Regions from separate parts of the Mus musculus genome. Here all the other regions are linked to region 3. A link is a loop called in an ENCODE intact Hi-C map of the cell type or tissue named here. Cell type or tissue: heart. All regions are shown on one strand.

Region 1 (5,000 bases), 420 kb before region 3:
TTCATGAAGGTTCAGTGTCCTAGTTCCCTTCCCCCAGGCAAAACGACACGGGAGCAGGTCAGGGTTGCTCTGGGTAAAAGCCTGTAAGCCTAAGAGCTAATCCTGTACATGGCTCCTTTACCTACACACTGGGGATTTGACCTCTATCTCCACTCTCATTAATATGGGTGGCCTATTTGCTCTTATTAAAAGAAAAAGGGGGAGATGTTGGGAGCCGCCCCCACATTCGCCGTTACAAGATGGCGCTGACAGCTGTGTTCTAAGTGGTAAACAAATAATCTGCGCATGTGCCAAGGGTATCTTATGACTACTTGTGCTCTGCCTTCCCCGTGACGTCAACTCGGCCGATGGGCTGCAGCCAATCAGGGAGTGACACGTCCGAGGCGAAGGAGAATGCTCCTTAAGAGGGACGGGGTTTCGTTTTCTCTCTCTCTTGCTTCTTGCTCTCTTGCTTCTTGCACTCTGGCTCCTGAAGATGTAAGCAATAAAGTTTTGCCGCAGAAGATTCTGGTCTGTGGTGTTCTTCCTGGCCGGTCGTGAGAACGCGTCTAATAACAGCTTATGTTTCTTAAATACTGGACATAGATAGAGTCTCCACATGAAGGGTAAAAACAGATCTGTAAAATACTTATTCAAAGGGAAATGTTCTAGTAGAAGGGAAATAATCCCCATTTTGTGTCTACCGTGGCCCAGTATGTTATTTATTACAATTTTTGTCTTCATAAATCCTATGTTCTGTTTTGCAGTGGAAGTGGTTGAGCAGTGTGCAAAGACAGGCTTAGGACATAGAATCTAGATTTGGCTCACTTGTATTTGAATCTAGAGCAGAATTTGCACCCTCACCACTGTTGATACCTAGGCTGCAGCATTTCCCGTTGACGGTCCACATCCCTAGCCTCTGCCCATTAGAGGGCAGTAGATTTTCCCCAATGGGACAGCTCAAAACATCTTCAGGTGATTTTAAATGTTCCTAGCAGGTTAAGATCTTCTGTTGAAATTTAGTTCTCTGCAATGTATATGTGCGAGTGTATATATATGTGTGTGTATGCACATACATATGATGTGATGTATGTGTACGTATATACATTATGTGTGTGTGTGTGTCTATATATGTATGTACATATATCTCTCCTTCCTTTTCATCTCTTCCTTCTCCTATCTGTCTTTTTCTTACCCTTGCATATTCAAAACAAAATTTGGGAAGTAACTTTAAGGACTCTAATTATGTTTAAACCTTTTTAAATATGAAAGTAATAAAAGCATTGTGAATCATTAGTACAAAATGTTAAAGATTATTTATAGTCTTACCACTTAGAAGGTTCCATGTTTGACATCTATTTAGTTTATGTATTTATCCTGTGTGTGTGCATACTTGTATGTGTGTGTGTGTGTGTGTTTAGGGCCCTTTTACTTTGGTAATTTCCTCTAATGGATAGCCTTGAAAATAACACTTCAAATAAAGGTTTTTACAGTTATCTGTGGGGAGATTGCTGGGGGCTGTACGCACGTGAGTGCAGAGGCCAGAAGACATGGTCATCTTCCTTGCAGTGGTCATCACAGGAGGTTGTGCGCTTCCTGTTGTGGGTGCTGGGAACCAAACTCAGGTCCTCTGTAAGAACAGTAAATGCTCTTGACCACTGAGCCATCTCTCCCACCTTCATAAATAGTGTTTGTCTGTATTTCGTAGGTAATATTCCAGCAAAATATTCTATATCCTAACAAGTTAATGTCATGATTTTTAGTAACTGCATCACATCCTCTTATACAAATATACACAGTGCAAACATCCCCCAAGTGGTGGGCACTTAGAGTTTTTCCAATTTATTATTTTCATAAATATTTCCTTACTGACTATATATGCACATGACCCTTCATGTAGACACCTGATAAATTTCCTAGGGTGTGCATTTCAGGGAAAAGAATAATTTGACCAAACTCTATATATTTTTAGGTTCTATTTCCTCAACTACTGTCAAGTTGCTCTCAACTGTTTAACCAATGGCTGCAGTGTTTCTCTCTTCTTCCATCTCCTCCTTCCCTCTCTCCCTCTACTCTACTCATGGACAGCGTTTCCATTTGTCTTCTATGACAACTGCCCTTTAAAAACTCCTTGAAAGGTAAAACTGGTATCTTAATGTTTTTTCTTTTTTTCTTTTCTTTACTTTTTTTTTTTTCTTTTTTTTTTTTTTTTTTTTTTTTGGTTTTTCGAGACAGGGTTTCTCTGTATAGCCCTGGCTGTCCTGGAACTCACTTTGCAGACCAGGCTGACCTCGAACTCAGAAATTCGCCTGCCTCTGCCTCCCAAGTGCTGGGATTAAAGGCGTGTACCACCAACGCCCGGCACCTTAATGTTTTAATTAGTATTTATTTCGTGATCTACAAACCTGCACATCTTTCCGTCCCTGTGTTTTTCTTATTCTTTGAAGTGTTTGTTAACAAGATGCATTCCTTCTTCACCAGCTGTAATTGCGCCTGACTGACTCTTTCATAGAACCTTGAGTTTTCACAATCAGACTTGCAGCAAAAGTTTTTCTAAGATTTTTAGTACAAGTAGAGAAATATTGGAGTGAAAATTCGGGAGAAGACGGGGAATTAATTGTGTGATGGCCACCAGGCGGCGCCATTGGCTCAGAATAGAATCATTGCTCTGGCGAGTAGGAGGCTATTACTTGACCCAGGGTCCTGAGCTGGGCTAAGTGAAGATCCTTGAGAGCTCTTTCCTGCATAGAACACCACTGGTCGGGTTTGTAGTTAACCTGACAGTGACCATGAGTGGGCCCGATGCGTTTGTATGTGGTCAGGGCCATTCCTGTTTTTGCTTAAAATATGTGACAGCTGTGCTTTACACAGTTGCCTAATAAACTGTACAGTTTCATGGTTTTCTGTGTATTCGTGTCACAGCAATCCATTTTAGAATATTTTTTATCATCTCAGAAAGGAACTTTATCTCTTTTTTCATCCCTGCCATCTCTCCCACCTCCTCTCCCCTTTCCCAGTACTGGAAGAGCACTGACTAATCTCAATTCTACCCCTGGGCCTACTTTCACAGTGACTTTACATACCTGGAACCTCCAGTAGGTGTTCTTTGTGATGTGGATTTGGTTGCTTTAGGCTGACAGTGCTGCCCCATCTGGCTTCCTGGCAGGAGACAGGGGCACTTTCAGGTCTGCTTGAAACAGTGACCTTTTAATATGATGGTTCTTCACTGTTTAGCCGGGAATGCTAGGATGGAAGATTTCTGGGCCCCAGGCCTCCCAGCAGCTTGGGTTTGGTGCCCTGGGTATCTACAACTGGTGACGCTTGTTTATTAGTAACTCTGACCCCCTGACAACCGAGCTGGCAGCAGTGGGGGGCTCAATCTGGAGGGGGGAAAAAGCCAGGTTTTAAATGGAGGCATCAGAGAAAGAAAGCCTTTCCCTGTGAGCCGCGGTGCCAACTCCAGCTTCAGCCCCTGTCCCTGAGCAGGCCGAGACGCTGCTTACTATCAAGCGCTCCTCCTTGACTTAGCCTGACAACAGGACATATCTGAAGGCCATCAAAACTAATGACATCAGCCTGACTTACTGCTCGGCTGGCAAGGATCTCAGCCCAGCGTAGCAGGAAGAGTGCTCAGTCTGATGCCTGAGGCTCACCAGAAAATTCCACTGGCTGGTGCCCGAGGCTGTTCTGAGACTCCAGTGAGAAGTGCCACAATAAAGCAAACCGATGCATGCGACAGAATCAAGGGTCAGAGTGGGACGTCTGGGAACTTCCTATCCACCCACCACGCGCGTTTCATAGAAAATTGAGTCTGAAGAGCTGACATTCTTTGCTGAAGGAGGGCCTATGACAGCTGTTGATGGAAGGTCAACTGTGGATCTGGGAGGCACGGCTCTCTGCTTCCTCTTTTCTTCCTTTGCCCACCCTTTTCCCACTCCCTTCCTTGGGATCAAAAGAATCAGATCCAATCACTCTAACTTTTCAGAATTGAGTTCTCATTTCTCCATGGCTACAGACCTAGTGGATCTGTAAATATTTGTGCTGAATGGGTCTGAGTTGAAATAATGGCATCTGAAGAAATCATCGATGACTGTAGGAACATCAGAGAGCAGCGTCAAGTTCCTCGGGGCCTGAGTCTTGTGCAACTTGGAAACCCGTGTTAAGAAAAGCAATACAAACTCATATTTCAAAAGGGCTGGAACAGATGGCTCAGTGGTTAAGAACACTGACTGCTATTCCAGAGGACCAAGGTTGGATTCTGAGCACCCACATGACACCTTACAACTCTCTCTAATTACAGATCCAGGGAACCCAGTGCCCTTTTCTGAACTCCACAGGCATCAGACAGACGCATGATGTATAGACTGCATGAAGTCAAAACACCCATGCACATGCAATTGGAAAATAATGGTAATGGCTGCAAGGCCTTTGAAATAGCCACACTCATTGTGCATGCAATGAGGGACTGCATTCAACTTCCCTGTCAGACTACTGCTAGGACTTTGTAGACTGGAATAGACCTGTTTGTAGAAACGACAGCTGGTATACTGGGAAGTATTTCATAACCCTCTTCTCTCATGGAATAAAGACAGCCCTAGAAATAGACGGGTACTGAACACGTGTTCCATGTGAGGAATACCAAAGAGAGCAATGAGGTCTGGAAAGGGCTGCCTCACTCAGGATGTGTGGTACTGAAGCCCAGGTAGAGGGTGAGGCCAGCTTCCTTCCCAGCTACCCACGTCTCAGTTTGTTCTCGGAGAATCTTTCACAGTTATTCTTCTTCTGAGTGCTTTGTCCAAAGGGGAGATCAGCATGGATAAAGCCATTTAGCATTGAGGGGTGAGAACAGGCTCAAGATTTACACAAATTTTTGAAGTTCTGTGTCACGGGTGGAGTCCCTTAAGTCCACATCACTGTCCTGAAGTGAACAGAAGGAAGATGTATGACCAGGGTGGCCTTTCCTCAAAGTGTGCCTGATGTCCCTGAAATAATAGGACAAATGCACACCCAGTAATCTGTCC
Region 2 (5,000 bases), 430 kb before region 3:
ACTGGTGTGGGGGCTTTTAAGAAGCTTGTTAAGGTGACTGACTGGCAGACTTCATTTCCATGCAGTTATCAGCTCAAGTTCCCTTTTTGATGGCTGTCGGCTGGGAAGTCCCTTGGGAAGGACACTGCCTCGAATATTCCTATGCAGAATATCCTGAACAAGAATGTTCTGTTGTGACATTTTACTTCTCCATTATCAGCCCCTTTAATCTGATAAGGGTGCTGCAATAGAGTCCTGGGAGTGACTATCGGCCACCTTTGTTATCTAAGATGATAGCTACTTATCTCCAGTCTCCACCACATGCGGGGGGGGGGGGGGGGGGGGTCTTGTATGTTCAGCAGGTAAGAAGAATCTTGGAGCCAGTTTAGAATTCTGTCTCTTAAAGCTGAGGTGGAAAATGACAGGAAGTAGATCAAAGACAGTGGGCGGATAGAAATGAAGTACAAACCTTGAGCTTTTCCCAGTCCATCCTGGGTTTTAGATGGATGGCCTGGTTCTTATTTTTGTGAACAGATCACTGTTCCACTCGCCCATCTGTCTGTACTCTATGCTCAGAGACTCACTCACACCATGTGGAATAGCTCCTTCCATTCTTTTACCAGCATCAGAGAGAATCAGTTAAAGGTGTCCCTGCTACCCCCTCCTGATTTTTATAGAGAACACACACAGTACATGTATTCCTGTGAAAACTTCAAACCGTATGGAATGGGGTTGCTATGAGTTTTGTTACCAGAGCTCCCTGGATTTAAAGGCCAACCCCATCACTTTCTGGTGCCGTCATCTTTTAGTAAGTTATTTCTTCATTTCTACTTAGCTTAGGCACGCCTCTGTGGGAACCTTAAAAACAGCCAAGAAGTAGCATCTTCCAAATGTATAAAATTGTTGGCCAAAACCAAGACAAAAGGACAAAGTAAAGACTGCCAGGAAGTGAGTGCCCTTCTAAAGGCAACCTCAGGAGGTCGATGGCAGGAGAACGGAGTCTGAGCCGTGTACACACGGCTTGCTTGCTTGCTACGTGAGATCTTGGCGGCCTCTCTGAGAGGTAATTTTCTTATGGATGAAATAAGGCTTCCTTCACATACAGTCATGTGAACTGTTAATAAAAAGACCGCAAGACCCCGCCTCTGTGTGCAGCAGCAGCAGCAGCATGAGGGCTTTACTTGTTTGTCAGTTTTTATTTGTTGTTTGAGACAGGATCTGTTACAGCCCAAGCTGGCTTTGAGCACTGTATGTAGCCATGGATGACCTTGAACTTCTCACACTCCTGCCCCCACCTCCTGGGCTTCTGATCATCTTTCTAACTGCTCATCACCAGCGTTGGTCAGCTTCCACACCTTATGTTTCCGCCCTCCTCCTCCTCCCCCGGCTGCTGGAGCAGGTCTCTGTGACATGGTAAATGCTACTGTTTTCCCTTAGAGGCAGGGTAAGCTAGCAGCTCTCCCAGGGACAGACTCGGAGAGCTGTTTACTAAGGGTGAGGACTTTGGAGAGTAAAAACTGTCTCTGGTGACTGACACTCTTCTTGAATTGGGGTTGATTGAACCAGGACAGATAGTCTAGCCCTTGAATATTAACAGCCTCAGGTTAAAAATAAAAAAAAACCCAAAACAGCAGCAAACTGTTCTCCTAAAGTGTCAGCTGTTTCTTCCTCCAACACTTTAAGCTACTGAATACTTAGCACTGTGGTAACACTAAGTCTCAAACCACTAAACAGACGTTATAAATATTTGATGATTGTAAATTTTATTTATATTGTTAAAATACATCAAAATATTTTTATAACACATTTAGAACCTTAATTTCATTCTTTTCAAAATAAAAGAGAGCTGAAACTTTTAAAAATTGTATCAAATGGGGGGGAAAAAGCCCTTTGTAAGGTGGCATTATTGAAAAGGCAAGTAGATTTTAATAAGCCTATGTTTGGCCAAATTTGAATAAAGGAGCTGCAGTACCTCTACTTTGCCACGAGGTGGCAATAGCTGCCTCCCAATCAAAGGCTGACAGAACCGGGGCAGTAAACATGGAAGAGGAGTCTCACTTTGTTTCTGGAGAGTCTCTTTCTGCATTTAGAAGGAGGAGGGGATGTGGAAAGGAGGGACAAAGTGAGATAGGGAGGGAGGGAGGGAGGGAGGGAGGGAGGGAGGGAGGGAGGGAGGGAGGGAGGGAGGGAGGGAGGGAGAAGGAAGGAAGGGAGGGAGGGCTGTCTCTTAGCCCAGATAACTTTTCTAAAGTCTCTTTGTAGTTTTCCCCATTCTAGAGGAACCAATGATAACTTTGCCTGCGTCGGTGTCTCCAGTTTTTCCTATGCCCTCTGAGGCTGCCTTGAAATCACTCACACAACTGAAATTCTTGTAAAAAAAAAAAAAAAAGAAGACCTTGGAAAATGATTTTAAATATCCTGTGTGGATTAGCTGCCTGGATACAAATCTTAAAACGTTTTACATGCAGGTAGGCTAGGGAAGATGAAAATGATTGTGTCGTTAAGGCTCTCCAGCGTGTCTGGAAAGGCATGAGGATGGTTCTTTGGATATGCGGAACACAAGACAGATGTAGGGGGAGGGCATTTTGGAGTCCTCTCCTTGACAGGAGTGGCTGAGGCTATCGAGTGGATGAGCTGTCTAGGCAAACATTGCTGATGGGGACAGAGCACCTAAGACGAAGTTCTGAAGAACTTGACACAAAAGGGCTAGGCACCCCAAGCACTGGAAAATTGGGTGGAGTCAGGAGGATTATAAATTTGAGGGTGGCCAACTTTAGACAGTGAGTTCCAGGTTGGTTTGGGTCCATAATGCGGCCTTGTCTCACAATCACAAATTCCAAGTAGTAGACTCAGTAGCTGTAAAGAAGGTTATGGCACTTCAAAGAATAAGCAGAAATTGTCACTATCCATGACTATTGAACAATATAAAGTATTGGTTCATCCCCCAAATAAATAAGATTTTCTTATGGTATTGTCTTAGCTAGGATTACTGCTGCTGTAATGAAACATGACCAAAAGCAACTGGGGGAAGAAAGGGTTTAGTTAGCTTACACATCTACATTGTAGTCCATCCCTGAAGGAAGTCAGGAATTCAAACAGGGCCTGTACCTGGAGGCAGGAGCTGATGCAGAGACCATGGAAAGATGCTGCTTACTGGCTCACTCCTCATGGCCTACTCAGCCTGCTTTCTTAGAGAACCCAGGACCACCAGCCCAGGGGTAGCCCTGCAATGGGCTGGACCCTCCCTATCAATCACAAATGTTCTACAACCTCATCTTATGGAGGCCTTTGCTCAATTGAGTCTCCCTCCTGTCAGATAACTCCAGCATCTCTCAAGGTGACAGAAAACCAGCAAGCACAGAGGTCAAAGAGGGCCATAGAAAAGCAGCAAAATTAGCAAGGTGAAATTTCATGCCTAGCAGCTGCTAACTTAGAGAAGTCAGTTATTTGGAGCCCAGCTTGTCTTCATCCGCCCAGGTGACTCGGTCTACTGCTCGCAGCTCTTGACCGTCTAGATCAGGCCCCGGCTGAGGTGTTTGATGACAGCCTGCTTCACGCTTCAGGGCTAGCTGACTCTTGACATGGCCGAGAGGCCGGAGAATTCATGGAGGACAGTTGCACCCCCTCCACATTGGGGGTTCAGACTTCAGTATAATTTTTAAGGGGACATAAACACTGAGTGCTTATTCCAGCTAGTGTCCATCTGTGGGTACAGGGCCTGAGCTAGAGCTTCTTGTGAGCTCTGTAGCCTAACTCATTCTTCCGAACACCAAGTCCCAGCTGTGTGCAGCCTTCATGGAGAAGCAGCATTTAAACCATGCGCTCGGCCCATTTCTGTGACCGTAACCTGAATGGAACAAGTGGGGACAGTGAACTTTGCTGCCTCTAAATTCTGATGAGGTTTAAAAAACTCTTATTTTTTTTCTAACCCTTTTTCTCCCACCCCACTTTCCATATTGTTCACACGAGAGTTTGGCAGGTGTCTTAGTCAGGGTTTCTATTCCCGCATGAACCAAGAAGCAAGTTGGGGAGGAAAGGATTTATTCAGCTTGCACTTCCATACTGCTGTTCATCACCAAAGGAAGTCAGGACTGGAACTCAAGCAGGTCAGAAAGCAGGAGCTGTTGCAGAGGCCACGGAGGGATGTTACTTACTGGCTTGCTTCCCCTGGCTTGCTCAGCTTGCTTTCTTATAGAACCAAAGACAACCAGCCCAGAGATGGTCCCACCCACAAGGGGCCCTCCCTGTTTCATCACTAATTGAGAAAATGTCCCACAGCTGGATCTCATGGAGGCACTTCCCCAACTGAAGCTCCTTTCTCTGTGATAACTCCAGCCTGGGTCAAGTTGACACACAAAACCAGCCAGTACAGCAGGGAAAAAAATTAATCTAAGCATAGCATTCCTCCCTTCCCGTCTACTTGTAAGGCACGGCTTCGAAGCTGGCAGCTAAGACTCCTTGCACTTTCCTGAAGTGTGGGCTTAACCCAGGAGGCGTCTTGGTTCCTGGAGAACCTTGGCTCCTGGGGTTTTTTCCTGTCAGGCATTGTCTGTGCAAAGTCCATATCTGTGCAAAGCCCGTGGTGTTTAAACTAGAACTCTGTCTCATGTCACCTGATTCATACCATCTGGAAAAAAAACCCCCGGCAACAAGAAGCACCATGAGTCACCTGGAAAGCCGCAATGAAGGATTTTCCACAGAAAATTGACAAAGTGGATTACGTACACAAAGGGAAGGGAAGAGCAGTAACCCAGTTTTGTGTAACATTTATGGTTCGCAGAGCTGCTTTCCTGTAACTGTCTTATTTGATATAATCATCCTAACGACCGAATCTGTTTATGCTTTCCCGCAGTGGCTTGGGTTTTTTAAGTTTGTTGGCAAGCCAGCTATTTTAGGTCTGAGTACATCTATCCCTGCAGACTTGTATAATCCTGGGCTATTTAGTTGAGAAACGATTATGAGTCTAGGCATTATGGTAAACCACAGGTGATTTTGGTGGCTGGTATTTCAGGGACCTGAGG
Region 3 (5,000 bases):
CACTGCATTCAGAAGACTGCTGAACGCTCAAATGTGGCTACACATATGGAAATATGTACATACTCTGCAAAAACCAAGCATTTAAATCCAGATGTGCCATATACACAACCACGGGACTACAGAGGCCAAAGCAGGAGGATTCTGAGTTCAAGTCCAGCCTAGGCTACATAGCAAGACACTGCATTTAAAAGGCAACCAACCAATCAACTAACAACCAATACGTGTTTTAAATATTTAAAACATATTTTAAATGCTTAGGTACGAACATAAGCATCATGAAATTGTTTAGAAATGTTAATATATGAAAGCAAATGTCAGCATATGAGAACAAAGGTCAACAAAAGCTAAGAATGCAGCAGAAAGCTTTTAAACATTACAGTGAGCCCAAATCTATAACATGTATAAACCTTGATTTTTAAGGGATTCTGATGTCAATAAAACACTGAGCTTTGGTTTTTATAAGATAGATGTGCATTTTAAACCATAAGTTATTAAGTGGTATTTATTCTTAAAAGAATACATTTTAGTTTTATTGTCAAAACACCCAGTGTATTAGGATTTGGTCACTAGCTGTGTTTCTTATGGGAGCTTCAATTCCCTAAGCTTCAGTTTTTCCACATGTGAACAAACAAGAACAAATGGAAACGCTGCCATGGGGCTGAGAGGCGGGTCAGATAAGATGACTGACAGCTATGAAAATGTGTGGCAAAGTACACGGTGTTGTATTAAAATGAGTGTGAGTGGGGCTACTACTTTTACTGATTCAATGGCACTCCTGATCAACTCAAAGGCTATGGCACAAGGAAGTAAAATTTTAAGATGCCTGCTTACCACAGGTCATCAGCATTAGCTCACTGTGTGTGAGCAAGGCCAGCTTGCTCTGAGACAGACTCTTGGGGCGATGGACCCCATAATTATAAAATCTTTTATAAGCTGTGAATGTAGGGTACAAAAGTCTCTGCCTCCCTCGGCACGCATCCTTCCAGACGCCAAGGCTGAGGGGTGATGCAGTGGATGATTAGATCAGCTTGGGCCACTGCTCAACCAACACACCACCAGGAAGCCGATGAGCCTGCAAGCTTAGGGACTTAGAAGAATCAGTGTGAAAAGAGCAGCCAGTACATCCTAGGAAAATGCCCTTGCTGGGTAATCCAACCCAATGATGGAAGCACTCTGCAGTGTCGCTTGATGCTACAGATGCGAGAATGTGCTCTAAAAAGCCCTGCCTACAAACAGCAAATAGACTGAGTACACGTCATTACCTTGACCCTCTCCATTGGAGAAGAACAGAGATGAAGACAACCAGGGTCTAGGACGTGTTCTGAGGGTGCTCTTTCCTCTACCCTCTCTGCAATCATCTAGACTGGTTAGAAGACCAGAAATACTATTTCCCATATCTGGTTAGACAGAATATTTTCTTTCCCTTCCTTTCTTAGCCTGTACCAGTCTAAAACTTCAAAGTGCCACTTCTTAACCTCGGTCACCTTCTATTGTGACTATAAATGGTTCTAACTGAGCAACATATGAGCACGGGACTATTTTCAATATAGCATCCTCCATGCGCGCCGGGCACAGTGCAGCTGCAGCTCCCCTCTAGCAGTTTTGCCTGCTGTCCTCTCTACTGTGCACAGATGAAACGCTATTTTGCACAGATGCTCTGTTTTTCTTCCATAGAACTCTGATTTGACACACTGTGGATAGAGTGGTATTTCGGGCTCCAGGTTTGAAGATGCCCAACTTATCAGGTGACATTACCTTTTCCCCTTATGCACCCCTATATTATGTCACTTGACAAAGGAGCCTCAGCTCAGCTCTGATTTGATATTGTGAGACACAGACATTTCCTGTATTACTGACTTGCACACCTAAGAACAGAGGGGACAACTGCTCACCAACCTGTCTCTCTCTTCTTTGAAGCATCCTCCTGAAAACTTCCAGAGCCTTAGTGATTAGCTTCCTAGCACGCATACGATTTCCTCTGCTAATTCTGTATAATGGCACAACTTGAATTCTTGCTCTACTGTGTCCATGTCTTCCAGAAGGGGGTCATGTCCTGCCTGGACCTGTATGACTTTAACACCCTCTAGGAGACTCCTCAAGTATCCTACTGAGAGAAGACAGGAAGGGCTGTTAAGTCTGTGAGCACACACCTCCCTCTACTGGACGAAACATGAAGGTACATAGGAAAAGGACCACAGAACTCTATAGACTAGAAAAGAGTCTCTTGTTCACTGCCCTGACTGTAGATGAGCAAGTAGAGGCCCACCATGACCTTAAGTCATGGGGAGTTGGGGGAAGAGTACCACAGCTCTGTACCAAGTGTTATCATTATATAAAACTATGCATTCCTCCACAGTTCAGTTTACCAGATCTGTGCATGAGTTCATGGGGGAGGGGGTATTCACATTATAAGTTAAAACCTTCTCTGGTACAACCACCAGCTACAACTCAGAGTGTTGTAAGACAGAACAGTGTTCTGCACTTGCAGTCAAGAGCTGGGGACCCATCTCTATCACAGCATCAGCAGCCTCCATGAGCCCAGGAGGCTGCTGTTAGGACAAGGCTGCACTTCCATTGCCTCTCTGTACCATGAGTGAGTGAGAATAGTCTGGAACTAGGCCTCATCATACAGACATAAGAGCTGTAGGATTCTCTGCAAGTGATGGTGCCCAGCATACAAGCAAAGTCATAATGGCAGTGTAGGGCAAGAGTGCCCACTGAAATGCTCCATATCTGTGTCCCAGTCCTGCCTCGAACACCAATCAGCTGTTGTCTGACCCTAGATAAGTCAGCTCTTGTCTCCAGAGTTCAAGCTTAAGAAGAAATGAGGCTGTGTCTGAATGCCCAAGTTTCTGTATGTTGATAGCTAATGATAAACTACCAGGGTTGATATTTTCTCATAAGGACCCTAACAGCTCCAGGAGTACTCTGATGCATCTAGGAGATAATCAGGGAGTACTGACTATTCTACTTGTTTTATAATAAATGCAACTGAGTCTATACACTGAACTCTTTGCTCAGAGTTCCAAAGAGCACAATTCAACATGTTAACTTCTCACATGTTTGGTGAGTTAACTATCAGACGAGGGCACTACCATCATTCTACAAAGCCTTTATAAGTCATGGCATAAAACACCTGAAAACCACTGTCAGTGGTAAGTACACCCAACAATTTGACCCAATTAATTAGACAGTTGGCTTCACTAATCTTAAATACAAAGTGTAGGAATTCATACAAAAGGCAAATCGAAATACAGTAGGCATGCCACGGGAGATGTATGATGCTTGCCCAAGGGGCAGCAGCGCTGAGCTAACAATGCTTGATCTCCGTCCAGGTCACCAGATAAACAACAGCTCCAGGGAGAAGCATATGCTTGTTGGAGAACAGTTTCAAAGCAGGGTCTCTACTCAGCTGTGTCACTGCTCACAGCCCACCCCACCCCACCCCAGTTCCACATTCCTTCTGTAGTCACTGCAGATAGGAGAGGAAGCAGAAGTGCATAGGGCTAGGCTTAGCACAAGTCAGGTCAAGAGCAGGAGCCCGGAAAAGGAGGGGGCCAGGAAAAGCACCATCCCATATGGTGGCTTAACTTGCCTGACACTCAGCTACCTTGCCTTTTATGGAAAATCTACAAATGCATTGGTCAGAAAATCTAAAGATGCATTGGTCTCACAAAGTTTTGCAATTAAAATAAAGGTCACTTAAATGCCTGAAATATTCTGTTCCTAGTTCTTCCTTCAAATTACCCTTGAATATTCTCCCTCCCTGCCTCAACTCACCCTCTATTCATATTAATTAACTAATCTATCTATCTATCTATCTATCTATCTATCTATCTATCTATCTATCATCTATCTATCTATCTATCTATCTATCTATCTATCTATCTATCTATCCATCTTTGGTTTACCAAGAAATGTTGTTAAAAGTGTTAAAAGTCCAAATGAAGTGTAGTTTGACTTGAACACAAGATTGGTAAGACCTAAGGAGTTAAAAATACTAAGAATTGGTTAGTACCAGAGGTTCCTCTGGGCAACCAAGTCTTTTCAAGAGGCCAATATAACATCCCTGGACTCTCTTCCTCTCTTAATTCTCTGTAGAGCCATGTCTCTCAAAATGGACTGCTGATATTAACTCCTGGTGCCAACTGAAGATTTCCCAGCAGACCCTTCAGAGGGCATGCAGTAGAACCTGGTCAGGGAAGAGAATCCTGCTCAGCCTGCTTGCCCACTCTGGCCTGCTTCCCTGTGGCACCTGCTAGAAAAGAGCCTGCCCTTAGATGTGAGGTTGGCAGTTCCCTTTGGAACTGGGGGTGTCTTGGCAGATGCTTGTGAGGCTCGGGAAACCAAGGACTCTGCCTGCCGAGCGCCCTGGGGAGCACTGATGCCCCCACAGGAATGCCACTAGAGTCAGCTGAGTGGCTTCCTCGTGTTTGCAAAACATGTAAAACACATTAAAGTGGAAAGAGTTTCCATCAGCTTCCCTACCAACACTAAACAAGCTAATTTACAGGTCAAAAGGCTACAGATTTTCCTGCATTAGTTGGAGGTCACAGCTGATGTGTTAGTTTATATATTTTGATATTTATCCCTCCAGAATGAATGTGAGCTCTGTGAAGACGGGAATTAGCTTTGCTTTTCTCTGTTGGGTCTATGTCTATTATACCTAGAGGGGTGATAAACCCATGATTATGTTATTTGATGAATGACAAAATGAATTTTGAATGTCTCATAATTACAAACACAAATAACCACAGTGATAGAGCTGTGTACATGGCTTAATTTCACAGTATGCCATTTCATAGTTATAGGGACATCATAATGTAGCTAAGGAGGTGGGGGCACAGGTGACAATATCAGAGTCTTTTTTCCTTAGTATGTAACCTTCCCTATTTTGGCTCCACACTTATTCAGATGGAGATGATCTTTGTCTCAAAGATAGGACTGTTAGGAGTCCTTGAAAAATATTGAGGCAGTGTATGTCTCTTGAAAAATTATGA
Region 4 (5,000 bases), 79 kb before region 3:
ATATGAGCCAAAGGGCAAGAAAGCCCTTAACCATGACGAGAGAGCCAGACCACACAAATTACAAATTACTGCCCGTAAGTGGGAACCCTCACCCTATCCATGACCCCTAATACCATGAAAAGCCAGGCCAATCCCCTCTCTCTTCCTCAAGTCATGTTAGACCAGCCTTGTAGGCTTGACCTATTTGTCCTGAAAATCTCAGGATGTACTCAAAAACAAAACAAAACAAAAAACCCCTTTCACATGTTCTGTGTGGATTCAGTGTACACAAGGTCTCAGCATCTGAATCAGATTAGGGGCAGAAGGTCCATGTTGTCCCTTCAAAAAGAATGAAGCTGTACAGAGGTTAAGTGGATAATGGATCAACTGATTATCTTTCTATATGTACACAGAAATAATAATAATTTCTTCACCCAAACAACACAGCACTGGACAGCAGATGAGAGAAATACCATAATTCAGTGATTATAATTCTCAATACTGATTTCTTTAGGCAGAAACATAAGAATTACCAGCATTAAAAGATGAGGAGTGGGAGTGGGTGGGTGGGTTGGTGAGCAACCTCATAGAAACCGGGGCCTGGGGGAGGGGACAGGGGAGTTAACTGGGAAGGGGGATAACATTTGAAATGTAAATAAATAAGATAACCAATATAAAAAATGAGGAGAGCCCTCAACTCCCTAAGCTTACTAATATCCTGTTGTTCTGTGCCAACTGCTTAGGGAATTAAAATACTAATTCTCCCAGAGTGATGCTATTAGGAGGTGGGATCTCTGAGTGCAAACTGGGTCAGGAGGAAAAAAGTTACCATGAACCAATGCATGGAATTGTGTTCTTTTAAAAGAGTCTCCCTTTTATCTCCTTCACCTTGAGGAGACATAAGAAGTATCTACCTAACAGGAACATAGCCAGTTGTGAACCAGGAAATGGATCCTCCCCGACCCCAGTCGTAACCTTGAACTTGGACTTCCGGGTCATCGAAACTGTAAGAAAAGATTTTCTTTTGTTTATAAGCTTCACAGCTTATGGAATGTTGGTTATAGTAGCTTAACCAGATAGCTTCTCTCGCCGAGCCTGGCACTGAATTGAGCACCGAGTGTGGATAACAGTGAGAAGAACAGAACGCATGCCCAAACTCAAAGGTCTTTCGAGGTTTACATCTTTGATATGTAAGGAGCTTCATGGCAGACCGTCTGGTATGAAATCATTAAATCTGTGTTGTCTCAAAAGGCCTTACTTGCTCTTCTCTAAATGTTTTATTTGCAGATGTGGATTGGAGCACGGCTAGAAAATTATTCATCTACTTCCACCCTGTTTCCTTTGATGTATAGAAAATCCCCTTGCTTTTGATTCGGCCACCTGACTAGCTTCAGCTGCTGGAATACAGGAGGTATGAAGAGAAAGGCCTTAGATTTGATGACAGCTTTGCTTGCCTCTCAAAGTGCTGTTCTGCTTTTAGGTAAGAACACACCTTGAGTGCCTGCTACTTCCTCAGCCTGGGTCCCAGAGATGCACAGACTCAAACCCTAGGCACAGTAGACAGGGAAGCAAGCTTGGAAGGGCCCAGTCTAGTTCATACAAACCAACACGTATTCTCTATATCCATGCAAAGAAATGGTTGTTACTCGGAGCTATTAGATGTTTCGCTGGCTTGTTACACAGCATTCATTGTTGCTGCTAGCGAGCAACCGTTAATGGGCATGTTTGGCAAGTTTTCAGCTCCCTGCATATATTTCAGAGAATTAGAGACATGAGACATATTCTCTCCAGACAACATAGACTGGCACGTGAAGCAGTTAATGAACCCAACATCTATATACTGCTTTATACTAAAAATCTGAGCAAGGAACAGCACTTGTGTCTTTTTGTTCTGGGATACTGATGTACAACAGGTTCAAAGGTCAGTGTTCATATCTGTGACTCTGAACATCACCTGTTTTAAGCATTGAGAGTTTGACCCCATTGCTGGGTTACCTCAGAGAAAGTAGCCATTCCATCAAATCCTACCTGCCTTGGACAAGCTGCCTTTTCACTTCATCCTCTTACTCCTATTTCCTGTTCTATTAGGATTAAAATGCCAAGAAGTTTAGAATTCCAGGATGCCAGCATAATAAAGCTTTCTATTTCTACTCTTCAAGACACACACTGAGAATAAAATGTAAAAAAAAAAACAAAAAAACAAAAAAAAAACCCACAACTAAAAGTACCTGATTCTACCACTAGATGGCAGTCACAACACTGCACATTGGAATGTCCTAAGAAGCACCACAACTCCTGAAGGCTTGTTAGGGTGGAGGGATGAGGGGTAGGCGCGCCTGGCCTGGGGGTGGGGAACTGAACCAAAGCTAAGAACTCCTCTCATTCAGAAAGAGAATGGATGTGGGGCTACTTGAGAAGAAACAGAACAAATGCAGGATTTTTCCAACCATAAATCTAAAAAAGACAAGCATGACCCAATGGGCTTCTGGGTGTTCTAGGCTAGAGTTTGCTTGGCCCTCTTCCATGTCTATGCAGCACTGATAAATCAATGATAACGCAAGAGAATCAAACCACAGGTGAGTTGCTAAACAGAACATCCTAGACAGCTGGGTGATAAAGCAACCATGTGATGTCAGGTGTCAAGGGGCAAGACAGTTAGCTCACAGTCACCAGGACTTAGTACTCTTAGGGTTGGGAATCCAAGGTTTATAGCTCACAACCTAGCTGAGGTGTGCTTCCCTGGGTGGGAAGAAGAGCTGAACAAACCATCAGCTAGGCACCAAAGAGCAAGCTTCAGATCTTAAATCCCTGTGCCATGCTTGTGCTAATGACTACTTATACAGCATCTATACCAAATCAGGTAGGAACCCCTAGACACCATGCCTATGAGATGTACTTCCAATCTATAGGCCTTGCATAGACCAGGAGAAACAACTGCAAAATGCACGATTCCTCAAATTATTCTATAGATAGGAGCCTTCGGGCCAAACCTCTAACTTGCACCACAAAGAAAACAAACAATCAAGGCAGACGAGATCAACAATAGAAATATTAAATCACCCAATAGAAAATTTAAATATCAAATGCACTGAAAATGTTTCGCTATTTTCGGAATCTGTACCTAGTCTAAAATAAGAAGAATCACTGCTAACAAAAATGACGATATCACACTTTTAAAATAAGGCTGAGAAAACAACAGTGGTGATTACAGAGACTTGACATGGCAAACCTGAACACAGGCACCAAGATTAAAAAAAAACTCAAGCACTCTCACATAAACTCTAGTCCTAAAAGCATTTTTGAGTAGAAGATACTGAAAATTAAAAGGTTTTCATGGTATAAGAAAAGAAAATTAAGAAAGAGTCATAGAGCTAGGGAAGGGACACAGCAGGTAAAAGCGCTTGTATAAACATAAAGACCTGAGTTCAAATCCCTAGCATTCAAAAACAACACCCCCCCCAAAAAAAAAAACCAACCAAACAAAACAAAACTCTAGCCTCCTGTACTGCAGCCCTGTGGGAGTGAGGAGATATGAGGCTCTTCAAGGGCTGCTGACTGCCAGCCCAGCTTTCAGGTTCACACACATACACACACACACACACACACACACACACACACACACACACACATATATACACACACACACACATATATACACATACACACACACACACATATATACACACATACACACACACATACACACACACACACACACACACACACACACACACACACACACCTGTCTCAAGGAAAGGTTGAGCAGCAGCTGGCAATTAAGGAACTTTGGCATTGATATAGAGATAGCAAAATGGCACGTGGTGTGATGTATTTGTGTGTGTGGAGCTCAGAGGGCAACTTGCAGAGTAGATTTTCACCTTATGGATCCCAGGGATTGAGCTCAGGTCCTGAGCTTGTTGGCAAAGGCCTTTACCCATCAAGCCATTTCACTGACTAGTACTCATTGGATTTATCAAGCACTCAGCAAATTTCAAAAATAATGGTGAAACTTGAGACAAATCCGTTAATGTAGGATTAGTGTACCAATTTTCACAGTATATTTATTGAGTTACATAGTGCTAATGAGAGTCAATATGTTGATTTTATATAATTCATAGAACTATATCAATAAATCTTGTGTTGAATTAAAATATAATTGAATGCATCAGTAGAGAAGCATCTGCGATTATTTTGTTAACTATATGTAATGTGTCTGCTACTATGCTTTCTAAATCTTTATGTCTGCTCCCATAGATTACTGATGCTATCCGCCAAGCTCCTGGAGGGAAGCTCCCTATTCTTTTATTATGGGAAATGGTTACTGAATAATAACCAGCCAAGCTCCCAGCTATATGTGGAAAAAAAAAAAAAAGCAGGAATTTATGCCATTCCCTTACCATTGTGGAGGAGGGGGATGGAAAGAATATAAGAATTAAGGAAGGGATGAACTGCTGTGTAATTATTTCCTCTCATTGAAACAATCCCTTCTGAAAGGAAGATTAGTAACCTTGTAAAACTCAAGGAGTAAAGGAAACTTACAAGTCTCAGACTAAATCGTATGAAGCCGGAGGAAGTTCCTGAAATTTACAGGATTCACAAGGCCCCTCCACAGTGTTGTATAATGGGTAAGTAATTTCTGAGAAGACACTCTGATTCAGAGTGCTGCCTTTAGGTTTTGTAAAGAGTTCCAGGGATGGAGCTTTTGTGAGTTATTGACCACTGTACTGGTTAGTTTTTATGTCAACCTGACACAAGACAATCTTTAAAGAGGAAACTTTTGTCGAAGAAAACCTGCCCCTATCAGATTAGCCCAGAGGCAAGCTTGTAGGGCATTTTCTTGGTTGACATTGAAGGGCCCAGCCCACTGTGGGCAGTGCTGCTTCCAAACCAGAAGCCAAAATGAGTAAGCCATGGAGAGCAATATGCATAAGCAGTGTTCAAACTTGAGTTCCTGCTGACTTCTTTTTGTAGTGGAGATGAACTATAAACTACAAGCTAAACAAACAAACTAACAAACAAAA
Region 5 (5,000 bases), 85 kb after region 3:
GGCAGTGTGGAGAGAGTAGAAGCTATTCATTTTGTTTTGCTTTTTAAAACTCCCCCCTCATAAGCTGATTGGCTCAACCTTAGGGAGTATGAGTTTAAGAGTTTAAGACACACTTCATGTCTGCTGAGTGAGCTCTTTGGAGAAATGGCTTAATATGGAGACTAATATTTTCAAGGTTTCACATACATAAATGACATTCATATAAAGTTAGTAGCTATGTCCAAACTTAAGTGTAAATTGCTTTTAAAGACCACACTCGAAAAACCAAAAAAAAAAAAAAAAAAAAAAAAAAAAAGCAAAAAAGCCACATGCAAAAGGCTAGACAATCCACCACTACAGTTTACCACACAAAGTTCTTACATTGCTATTATCTGAAACTCATCCTCACTATAACATAAAGATGGATGCTGGGCTCTCAGTTCCCAGGAACCTTGGCTCTGTAGAGAATCACAGCTGGAAATATGCAACTTTGTGTTTGAGGCCCAGAGAATTTGACCATTCTACTAACCTCACTGCTGAACTCTCAGCCAGCTGCCTCAAGCCTTTCACAAGCAAAGCCCTGAAGATGGAGATGCCTGTATAATTCAGAATAAAGTCACTTCGTCAAGTGTGGAGTGGAGTGGGGGTGGGGAGATGGGATGGGCCAGGAGGATAGGCATATCTACTTTTAAGTTGAAGAGGGCATTTGTGCTACAATTTTGCTTATTTGTGTGGAGCTACTTGCAAACCATTTTTTATTGGTAAGCTTAGCAATATATGTATATATACACACATATGTATATGTATATATATCGCAAAAGGGATACACACACACACACACACACACACACACACACACACACATATATATATATATATATATATAATCTTCCAATTTTCGCAAAAATGGAAAGAAACAAACACACAAAAAACCCCAGATTCCAAGTAACCTTAGAGATTAGCTGTAACACTACAGCGTAGACACTGTATATGTGTTTGGCATAAGGAAGAGTCTGATTGGGTTATAGGAACATTTCCCAGAACTGGTGTTCTCATCCAGAGAGCCTGAGAAAATAGCCCCTCAATTAAGATTAATATCAGAGCATACAGAGAATAATGGCTTCATTGAAAATTCAATTACGAGCCAAATTCTTTCTCTCTGGTTAGAAATATCTTCCCAATCTCATAAAGATTTGACATGAGCAAGTGAAGGGCAAGAAAAGACACAGATGAGACGAGCTCTTAGAAGCAGGGCTTACAGAACTGCTGTCATCTTTCAGGATTGGAGAGAAAAAGCCAAGGTGAATAGCTAGGAAGTGAGATTTTGAATAGTTAGAAGCGAGGTCTCTGTGTGTCTGTCTCCATGTCAAAGCAGGTCGTAAGAGACCTTGAAGCTGTGTTTGCGGAGAATGTACTTCAAACCCTTGATTTTAGAGTCATCCTGAGATTTTAATGTTTCTAGTTCTCTATATTGAGGTATCCCCATTTTAAGTTTTGGGCAAATGGTGTATGATTTAACACAAACTTCCTCAGCCACATGTCTCTTTGTACTTCACGATCATTCCTCACAGTGACAGAGACTTGATAACAAGCTGGCTTAGCCATTGCAAGCACACACACACACACACACACACACACACGCACACGCACACGCACACGCACACACACACACAGAAAGAGAGAGAGAGACTACTATCAAGAGCAATTTCATGTATTCAGACCTCTAGTTCTTGTTTCCCTTTGTATTTAATCTTCAATAATTCAACCACTCCAAAGTCGTCGTGCTGGAGGTTATAGCAGATGTCCCATCATGAGAAGACTGTGTATGCCTTTGACTCTGGTTCTCTGAGTCTTCTTTTATCTCCCTTGGATTTTAACTAGTCTGCTACTTAGCCACAAATATCAACAGAATCACCCACTATGGCTAACATTTGTTGAAAAACCAACATCCTGCCAGCCACTATGCTTATTGGTTGAGACACCCTTGCATATTCTTGTTTTGTCTGCTAAGGATGCAAAGTTCGACCTCCCTTTTATCCAGGTCATTTCTTAGAGTTCCCTCGAAGGATGAGATGCTGTCCTTGGATAAAAGCCAGGTGTTCATACTTACCTTGCTTGTAACCAAATGGTCCATCTGCAAGCTTATTATCTTCCTCCTGCAACTAGCTCACCTTGTGGCCAGGCATCTACCATGAGATTGACAGTGCCCGCCCCCCAACCCCCCCCCCCCGACTTCGAGGAGCTGTGTTAGATCTAGAGAAGCTGTGCAAATAAGCACGACGCTTCTGCTTCAGCTGTCAGCAGGAAAGTTTTTGTTCCTCAGGAATATTGGAACATCTAGTCTTCTGCCAACATCTTGATGCAGGTTAACTTGCTACTGATGCTGCCTGCATACTTCCCGATAATGCTCTGTACATTGATTAGCACACTGGGTCCCTATAAAATCTATTAAAATTAACAGTCAAGGAGTTGGAGAGATGGCTCATTGATAAAGTCCATGTCATGCAGGGGCAAGGGCTTGAATTCAGACTCCCAGGAACTGAGATTTAAAAGCCCGATGCAGGAACATATGCCTACAATCTCAGTGCTAGGGTTTAGGGCAGAAACAGCTCACCAATTGGTGAGCTTCAGGTTCAGTGAGAGACCCTGTTTCAAAAAGTAAAGTGGAATAGATGGAGAGATGGCTTAGCAATTAATAGCATTGAATGTTCTTGAAGAAAAGCGTCAACTCTGAGCACCTATAGGGCCGCTACCTTCTCTAACTCCAGTCCCAAGGGATCTGATGCCCTCTTCTGGCCTCCATGAGTACTGCATGCACATGACCCACAGACGCCTTACTCCCTCCGAGGTTGTTTCTGCCTTGACTATATCAGTGATAGAGTGTGACCTGAGAGTATAAGCTAAAATTATCCTTTCCTCCCCCAAGTTTCTTCTTATCATGCTGTTTTATAAGAACTTTAGAAACCTTAATTCACTGACAAAAACATTAAAGGAGAACAGGTTTACATTGTCTTAGAGTTCATCATGGCGGAGAGACATGGCGACGGGAAGGGATGGCAGGGAGGCGAAGCTGGTAGCCGGTTGACCACCATCGACATTTAGGAAGTAGAGAGAGGATGGAGAGCAGGGAGTGAAGCCAGGCTATGAAACCTCAAAGCCGCCTCCCAGAGATATACTTCCTCCATCAAGGCTCCACTTCCTACAGATTCCATAACCTCCCCAAACAGTGCAGCCAGCTGAGGACCAAGTGCTCAACACATGAGACTACAGAAGATATTTCATACTCAGAACCATAGCTTCCTGTCCTGGCCCTCTAAGCATGGGAATTATAAGCATGCGTAGTCACACCCACCAGCATTCACTCGACTTCTTGGGAACTGAACTCCGGTCTTCATGCATATGCCGCAAGCACTTGGGGCACTTTATCTACTAAGTCACCTTCCCACCCTGTCACTGTTCATTTAAAGCAGTGTTCTTCTGCTTCTGTAATTCTTCTGGAGTCAGCTTCCTCCTTTTGGGGACAGCAAAAACCTTGGTGCTTTTGCAACATGGACCTTCAGCGCAATCTATAGGTCCAAGATTCCAACTGGGTGGTTCCCTACAAGTGATGGCTTACTTCACTCATATGTCCCTGAGCCAGTGCTCTGCAGCCAGTCTATCTAACCAGCATAGAAGGATGCAGTATGTCTGAGTATATCTCATGCAGAAGGATGGAATATGTCTGAGAGAAGAGCTAGATGCATAGAGGAAATATTAAGAATCATGTGACAGATGGAAGACGACTCAGATATTAAAAACAATGTCTTCATAAAATTCGCAGGCAAATGGATGGAACTTGGAAATGTCATCCTGAGTGAAGTAACCCAGTCACAAAAGAATGCACACGGTATGTACTCACTGATAAGTGGATATTAGCCCAAAAGTTTGGAATATCTAAGATTCAATTCACAGACCATATGAAGCCTAAGAAGAAGGGAGACCAAAATGTGGATGCTTCAGTGCTTCTTAGAAGGGTGAACAAAATACTCACAGGAGGAAACATGGAGACAAAGTGTGGAGCAGAGACCGAAGGAAATGCCATCTAGAGACTGCCTCACCTGGAGACCCATTCCTATATACAGCCACCAAACCTTGACGCTATTGTGGATGCTGGGAAGTGCTTGCTGATATGGATGTCTCCTGAGAGGCTCTGCCAGCGCCTGACAAATACAGAGGCGGATGCTTGCAACCAACCATTGGACTGAGCACGGGGTCCCCGATGTAGGAGAAGGGATTGAAGGAGCTGAGGGGGTTTGCAGCCCCATGGAGGGAGCAACAGTGTCAACAGGCCAGAGCCCTGAGCTCTGGGGACTGGACCACCAACCAAAGAGTACACATGGAGGCACCCGTGGCGTTGGCTGCATATATGGCGGAGAATGGCCTTGTTGGCATCAGTGGGAGGAGAGGTCTTTGTGCCCTAGTGGCTTTGATGCCCCAGTGTAGGGGAATGCCAGGGTGGGAAGATGGTAGGGGGTGGGGGAGTATCCTCACAGAGGCAAGGGAAGGGGGGGATGTGATAGAGGGTTCCCAAAGGGGAGCCTGGAAAGGGGAAAATTTTGAGATATAAAGAAAATATCTAATAAAAAAAAGCAGAAAACAAACACAACAAAACAAACAAACATGTGACAAGGGATGCATGTGTCAGGGAATCCTCTGATTGCACTTTCTGATCAGCTGTGGCCATATCTTTCATCTCCACATAATATAAATGTAGCCTTAGAATCTCGGTCATGTTTACTATCACTGAGATGAAGCACATGAGCAAAGCAGTGGGAGAGAAGGGTTGATTTCACTCACAGCTCCGTTCAATAGCTCATCCTTGAGAGCAGTGAGGGGAGGGACTTAAGCAGCACAGGAACCTGGAGGCGGGAGTTCCTGTACAGGCCATGGAGGCAGGAGTTCCTGTACAGGCCATGGAGGAATGCTGCTTACTGGCTTGCTTCCCACGGCTTGCCCAGTCCGCCTTCTTATACAACCCAGGG

Evidence for each region. Hi-C counts contacts between places; a loop is a spot of excess contacts. Peaks named below come from ENCODE experiments on the same cell type or tissue, not always from the same donor. Only the 100,000 strongest peaks of a DNase experiment are listed, where the experiment ranks them.
Region 1: a loop joins it to region 3, with 4 times the contacts of the local background. A loop is called at or near these places in 3 of 42 quality-filtered maps.
Region 2: it touches region 3 in a loop (2.7-fold over the local background); 2 of 42 quality-filtered maps call a loop at or near these places.
Region 4: it touches region 3 in a loop (10-fold over the local background); 14 of 42 quality-filtered maps call a loop at or near these places.
Region 5: it touches region 3 in a loop (2.2-fold over the local background); 8 of 42 quality-filtered maps call a loop at or near these places.

Annotation. Positions count from the first base shown.
Region 1 is chr2:113,805,499-113,810,498 of GRCm38, reverse strand. All of the region lies in intron 2 of Scg5 (secretogranin V), which reads left to right. Among named protein-coding and RNA genes, the nearest start is that of Scg5, 21 kb to the left of the region's middle. In heart, a CTCF peak has its summit at 2,615 (motif pointing right); no DNase peak of the experiment used is centred here.
Region 2 is chr2:113,821,082-113,826,081 of GRCm38, reverse strand. The region is part of intron 2 of Scg5 (secretogranin V); the gene reads left to right. Among named protein-coding and RNA genes, the nearest start is that of Scg5, 5.5 kb to the left of the region's middle. In heart, a CTCF peak has its summit at 1,936 (motif pointing right); no DNase peak of the experiment used is centred here.
Region 3 is chr2:113,388,287-113,393,286 of GRCm38, reverse strand. All of the region lies in intron 2 of Fmn1 (formin 1), which reads right to left. It overlaps Gm13963 (a long non-coding RNA gene), which reads left to right and starts at 1,525. Exons shown (of 2, transcript XR_003954049.1): 1 at 1,525-2,176. In heart, a CTCF peak has its summit at 2,169 (motif pointing left); no DNase peak of the experiment used is centred here.
Region 4 is chr2:113,466,949-113,471,948 of GRCm38, reverse strand. All of the region lies in intron 4 of Fmn1 (formin 1), which reads right to left. Among named protein-coding and RNA genes, the nearest start is that of Gm13963, 78 kb to the right of the region's middle. In heart, a CTCF peak has its summit at 2,222 (motif pointing right); no DNase peak of the experiment used is centred here.
Region 5 is chr2:113,303,309-113,308,308 of GRCm38, reverse strand. No RefSeq gene overlaps it. Among named protein-coding and RNA genes, the nearest start is that of Tmco5b, 20 kb to the right of the region's middle. In heart, a CTCF peak has its summit at 2,773 (motif pointing left); no DNase peak of the experiment used is centred here; H3K27me3 peaks cover 325 bases.